Linked DNA regions of Mus musculus: region 1 is linked to region 2. A link is a loop called in an ENCODE intact Hi-C map of the cell type or tissue named here. Cell type or tissue: gastrocnemius. All regions are shown on one strand. Each heading gives the region's core, and the rest is flanking DNA. Links, peaks and the distances in the headings are about the cores only.

Region 1 (2,906 bases), core at 271-2,770, 770 kb before region 2:
TTGCGAAGCTCTGAGTTTGATCCCAGAACGTCTGGCATCCTCCTTTATTGAAGGAACACGGTTAGGGTGTGTTTCCTGAAAGTTGCTTTTGCTAACAGGGTGGAGGGTGTAGCTGACTGAACTAGCAAGTGGGTCTCATAGCACTCACAGGACAGATTCCCCTGTGTATAGATAGCATCTTGCTATTTGTCTCTGCTCTTTAAGTCATTTAGGATGTGGTGCAGACTCTGAGATCCTCCAATGGACAAGAGAATCTACCTTTCCCACCTCCATTTTTTGAGACATGAGGAATAATTCATCTTTAGATAAGGAGGTTTTTGGCTTTGTTTGTTTGTTTTGGCCTACAAGGTGGGAACAGGTCAGGCCTTCTAGCAGGTTCTTCTTCCCATGAATCCTTACTCTGTAATGAGGCTAACACACAACTTACAGTTTTGTTTTGTTTTTGTTTTTTTGGTTTTTTTTTTTTTTTTTTTTTTTTTTGGTTTTCTGAGATAGGGTTTCTCTGTGTAGCCCTGGCTGTTCTGGAACTCACTTTGTAGACCAGGCTGTCCTCGAACTCAGAAATCCGCCTGCCTCTGCCTCCTGAGTGCTGGGATTAAAGGCGTGTGCCACCACGCAATTTACTCTGGTTGGATGATTTATGCCCCATCTAAGGAAACTACTGGGCCTTCTGCCATGCGAGCCTATTGTAGATTTAACCCATTGTACTCGGGCATTCAATGTTTTGAATATTTTTTTTAATCAAACAAACTTTAAGTTTACTGTACACTTGTTTTGACTTATGTACATTAGGTTTAATTTTGACAACAAAAGAGTATATAATGGGTAATGTAAATTGGTTTCTCCTTCCAAGCTTGTCTCTGTACATGTTACATTTGTACTTATCATTAACTTGTACTTCTTAATTATATTTAACAGTTTTCAATAAGTTAGTAACTCGCTCATGAATTATACACACCCCCGTTTTCTTGCTACATAGCCCAAGAACTCTAGGGAATGTTCAGCACTCTTGTCTCTACAGAACCTGGATTAGGAGGGGGAGCCACCACCCGCAGAGACTTTTGCACTTCTCAATAGCCCTCTGGACCAGGTTTAGTTATTAACTTCGTCAAACACATGGAAACAGCTCCGCGAGGTAAGAGTCGACTCTCTCGAGTTTCTCCTATTACGAAATCACTTCGCTCTTCTGAAACGAAGGTCTTGGCTGTGGCTCTATTTTCAAATTTTCCATGCAAAGCGGGCAGCCCTGTAGACGGTGGCGGGAAACGCCAACGGGAACTCGGTTTGAAGTCGGACTCAACGCCACGCCCCCAGCCTCCCCCCCGCCCCGCCCCCCCCACCTCCCCGCAGCCCCGGAGGAGGAAGTGGCGCGGCCACCGAGACGAGGCGGAGGCTGGGCTAGAGCGGCCAAGCCGGCTGAGCAGGGACTGGCGAGGGGCGGGGACTCGGGGCGGAGCCTCGGGAGCGGCGCGGGCTCAGGTGAGCGCTCTTCGGTGGTGCTGTCTGTCTGGTTCCTAGAGCCCTGGTGCGGAAGCTGCGCGAACTGTGGGGGCTCAGGTGGGATATCCTGAGGAGGTCCTGGGGAGATCTGTCCGGAATCTGGCCTCGGGCCGGGCCTGAGGCGCGCAGGGGCTCTGGAAGTGGGGGGGTTGGGGGGGGGAGTCGAGCGCCAACCTCGGGCTGAGACTTGAGGGGCTTGAAGGAAGGGTCCCTGAGCCAGGTTCGAGGCCCGACTCTTCTTGCAGTTCCCCGTGTGACCTTGGACCAGTCTTTCTCTCACCAAGCTTCCCGGACCGCAGCGGTGAAATGGAGGCAGGACGGTCCGCTGAGAGTTGGTACCAGTAGAGGGGTCGGCAAGGAAACCGCAGCCTTCCTCAGTTCTCTTTTCCCCAGGACATTGTTAGTGGACCGCGAGTCATGGGAGTGCATAACAGTTCGAGTGACCTTGGGCGAATCCCTTGTTTTGACGTTCCTCTACTTATGTGATGGACTAACCTCTTCGAATATCCCTGTACTATTTTGGTGTTCCTGATGCAGACAAAAACAAGGTAGTGCCCCTCTCACCACAAGCCTCCCTTTTAGGTATGCGGTAGAGAAAATAGCTTTAGAGGATGGACGAGATCTGAGCCCAAGTTCCCTTTAATTTTTAAAGCACACTTCTATTTGTTTGTCTCTCTTGGTAATTGGAGGAGCGATATAATGCAAGGGTTGGCACGCCTTTCAGCCGAACAACCACCAGTACCTTCAAGGTCTAAAATTAAAGAGCAAATTTAGGAAGCCTGACATCCTCGATGTTTTTATTTGTGTTTCAGTAGCAGGAAAGCAAGATGACTTCCCTGCTCCAAGATTGGAACAGCTGAAGAAATCACAAGACAAAATGAGAACCACAAAGGTCTACAAACTTGTCATCCACAAGAAGGGCTTTGGGGGCAGTGGTCAGTATTGATTGATATTTGGGGATTGTGTAAGTTGGCTGAAGTTATGATGTGCCTTAAAAATTACCCATATCACAAGGGAGACTGGACAGGTAAGAGTGGAGCAGTATCAGAGATCAGGGATGGTTGGAAATGAGAGCACAGGATCTTTTTGAAAAGCATTCTTCACATTCAGAGTTTGTTGGGTTGTATTTTGAATCCAGGTTTTACCATGTTTCCAAGGCTCATTTAGAACTCATTGTGTAGCCCAAGCTGGCTTTGAACCCATTATCCTCCTGCCTGTGTATCTGGAAATACTCTACCACACCTGAGTTAATTTTCCTCCTGCTTTTGTTTGTTTTGTTTTTGTTTTTCTTCTGTGTAGTGAGTGCTTGGCCACAAGTTTACTAGAAAAGGACTCTATGGACTGCATCCAAGTCCTTCCTCCTGGTTTTTTTTTTTTTTTTTTTTTTTTAATGTTCTTTACTTCAG
Region 2 (2,906 bases), core at 272-2,771:
AAAAAAGGATTGTTCAGCATCTTCTGTCTCAAGAGTAGCAACTAAAATTCTCTCTTTTACGGTTGCCAAATCCAACCTAGGGGAAGATCTGAAAGGCCATGTGACTTGGTATGGCTCCAGTCCAAGCCACAAGCTCACACACCAGAGGAAAAAGTTCCAGAACCAAGATCTAAGCTCCAGGGACAGCAAGCAGAATCATTTATCAGGCCATGAGAAGGGACCGGGCTTGCTATGCTCACTAAACAAAGAGACGTAAAGAGGAGAACAGGTGCCAGAGGAGTCATCAGAAAGAACGACCAACCACTAACCAAAACAGCAAAGTCCATCTACTCTTCCTAATCAATTTCAATTTCCACCTTGGCGTAATATTCAGAATTTGGAAAAACTATCCTCGGTCCTACCTTGTTCTGAGATGCTGAACTTCCCTTCCAAGACCCACTTTCCTAAGATGACCAAATATGTATTTGAAGCAGCAGCATCAGTGAGCACAAGTCAAATTTCTTAATGTAAAAACTAAAGTACACCTTTCAAGTCAAACTAGTCCATCTTCAAAATTCTCAGAGCTGAAACATCATTATAAACTTAAGTAGTGGGGCTGGAGGGTTAGAATAAGCTTAGATTCATACTTAAAGATATATCTAATGATTAAATACCTTGAAGTGCAAAAAATTAAAGTGATTTTAATTTGGAGTGATAGATCACAGATCTGTAATTAAGACTAATGTACAAAGGCAATAGCATTCGGAGCGGTAAAATACATTGTGAACATCGCACATCCCATCCTCCACACAGGAAGTCTTAAAGGGACTTACACACCCTCAGTCTACGCAGGAAAGTGGCTTCGGAATAGACTTCCAAGTCACCTTCCACAGGTCGTTGGGGAGGATCTGCTCTTGGGATTCCCTTAAGGGACCATCATATCTCGTCAAACTTCCTGCTTCCTGAATACAAAATAACAATCACTGAGTCTCAACAACAGCGGGTTCACGGGCCCACGGACTCAGCATGGCGACAACAGGTCTCAAAGTCGACATGAAAAGTGATTCAACAAGTGGCAGCGCGCCCCAGGCGCAGCGGGCAGGCCTTACCGCCTGGCGTGCAGGAGCGCGCACAACAGAATGCTTGGGGCCTGGCCTAATTGGAGGGGTCCCCGGACTCGCCACGAGTTCGGGGAGCTGGGGCCCAGGGGACTCTAGGGAGCTGGGGCCCAGGGTTCTTTCAGATGCTGGGTCCCCGAGGACCTTAGGATGTCGGGGACACGGGACACGAGGACAGTGCTGGGCCCGGGGCGCGCGGGGACCTTAAGGTGCTGAGACGCCGGCTGGCCCTAGAGGGTGTTCCGCGCGCTGTGCCGATGCACCCGGCTCTCGACGTGCGGCTGCGCGGCGCCGGCCGACGTACGGAGACTCCGGGATCGCAGCGCAAGGACACGGCGTTGCGGTGGCTGGAGCTCTTAGCGATGAGCAGGCGAACGACGGCGCAGAGCACTCTCCGCGAGGCGAGTGAGCACCGAGCTCCGTAGCTGGGGCAGGGCGCCGGCCGCGCAGGCCGCGCTCCGCGCATGGGGACGGTGAGCCTCAGTCACCGCGGAACAAAACCGCAGCCGACGCCCCGCCCCCTCCGGACGCCCTCATTGGTCGCCGCGCCGCTACCACCGCCCCGAGCCGTCAGCCGTCCGCTCGCGCACCCGCCCGCGGAAGCCGCCGCAAGCAATCAACCCTCAGCCGCACCGCTAGGCGGGCGACGTCACTGCCCGGCGTGTTGTGGGTGTGGCCTCGTGACGCCCCGCCCCCGTTTCCTCTCACTTCCCTCCTACGGGTACCGTGCGCCGCTGCTGGCCCCGCCCCCCTGTGCGAGCTGGCCCGCGCCGGGTGTGACGTTAACCTTCGGGTGTCCGCGGGGCATCGAAGGCCGGTAGTGGTACCTATAGGCTCCCGGATTCCAAAGTCCGATGTGACCACCTTCATCTCCCTGCCTTTTTTCTTTTTCTTTCTTTCTTTTATAGCAAAATCTCAGTATGAAGCTCGGACTGTAGACAAGGATGGCTTCGAACTCCTAGAGATCCTTCTGCCTCTGTCTTCCGAGCCCTGGAATTAAAGACAGGCGCCACCAATGCCCAGCTTCTCCTGTCCTTTGCTGGTAATGTGCCTTTGGGCAGGACCCTTCCCTTTGGGAGTCTCATTTCTGGACCTACCGTGTGACTGGAAGGCACTTTTGTGCATTGGGTACCGGTGCTGTGAAGGAAAGCTGCTCTGCAGGTGGGTGTGACTGGGGTGGAGCACTTCTCAGGGTGCTAGAGGCCAGGCGCAGCAAAATGAAACCGCCTGCCGACTTGGCTAGGAATAGGCTGCAATTTCACAAGCCTGTAATCCCTAGACAACCTTGTTCCCAAACAACAAAAAGTAATTTTAAAAAATGTTGCAGGGTTAGGTACAGCTACTTGATGTAGAAAATGGAATAGTTCTCATCTGGAATAAGACCTAAAAAGGAAGACATTAGAAAGCCACTGGGTATTCCTGGGGCACACCAGAAGTCTGGGCCCTGGCCACCACGTTATGGGTCTGGTAAATCCAGTTCTGTACAGGCTCAGAGGCCCAGCCAAGGGAGGCCAAGATCAACTAGAATGAGTGCCCTCACCTGCTGCATCACCTGCGACAGACCTTTCATTTCCTCCTCCAGGTTTCTTGAGGACAGGGGACTTGCGACCTGGATCACAGCAGGCAGGAGCCAGATAAGGACTGAGACATCTGGCAGGCACCTGTGCCTAAGAGGAACTCTGCCCAGAACAGTCCTCAACCACACTCTCCCTGGGCAGATCTGGACCAATGGTGGCCTTCTCAAATCACCACGGTCACCTTGTGTTTCCCAAGCCCTGCAGCTGATTAAGTTACATACGCCACACAGCT

The links. Peaks named below come from ENCODE experiments on the same cell type or tissue, not always from the same donor. Only the 100,000 strongest peaks of a DNase experiment are listed, where the experiment ranks them.
Region 1: a loop joins it to region 2, with 4 times the contacts of the local background. A loop is called at or near these places in 2 of 42 quality-filtered maps.

Annotation. Positions count from the first base shown.
Region 1 is chr5:32,862,265-32,865,170 of GRCm38, forward strand. Depdc5 (DEP domain containing 5) reads left to right here and starts at 1,457. Exons shown (of 43, transcript NM_001170567.1): 1 at 1,457-1,557; 2 at 2,313-2,435. The coding sequence starts at 2,378. In gastrocnemius, for the core only: no CTCF peak of the experiment used is centred there; a DNase peak (open chromatin) is centred at 1,419; H3K4me3 peaks cover 1,547 bases; H3K27ac peaks cover 1,360 bases.
Region 2 is chr5:33,628,037-33,630,942 of GRCm38, forward strand. Fam53a (family with sequence similarity 53, member A) reads right to left here and starts at 1,599. Exons shown (of 6, transcript NM_178390.3): 1 at 1,301-1,599; 2 at 817-941. It also overlaps Gm9903. In gastrocnemius, for the core only: a CTCF peak has its summit at 1,740; DNase peaks (open chromatin) are centred at 1,737 and 2,228; H3K4me3 peaks cover 2,476 bases; H3K27ac peaks cover 2,500 bases.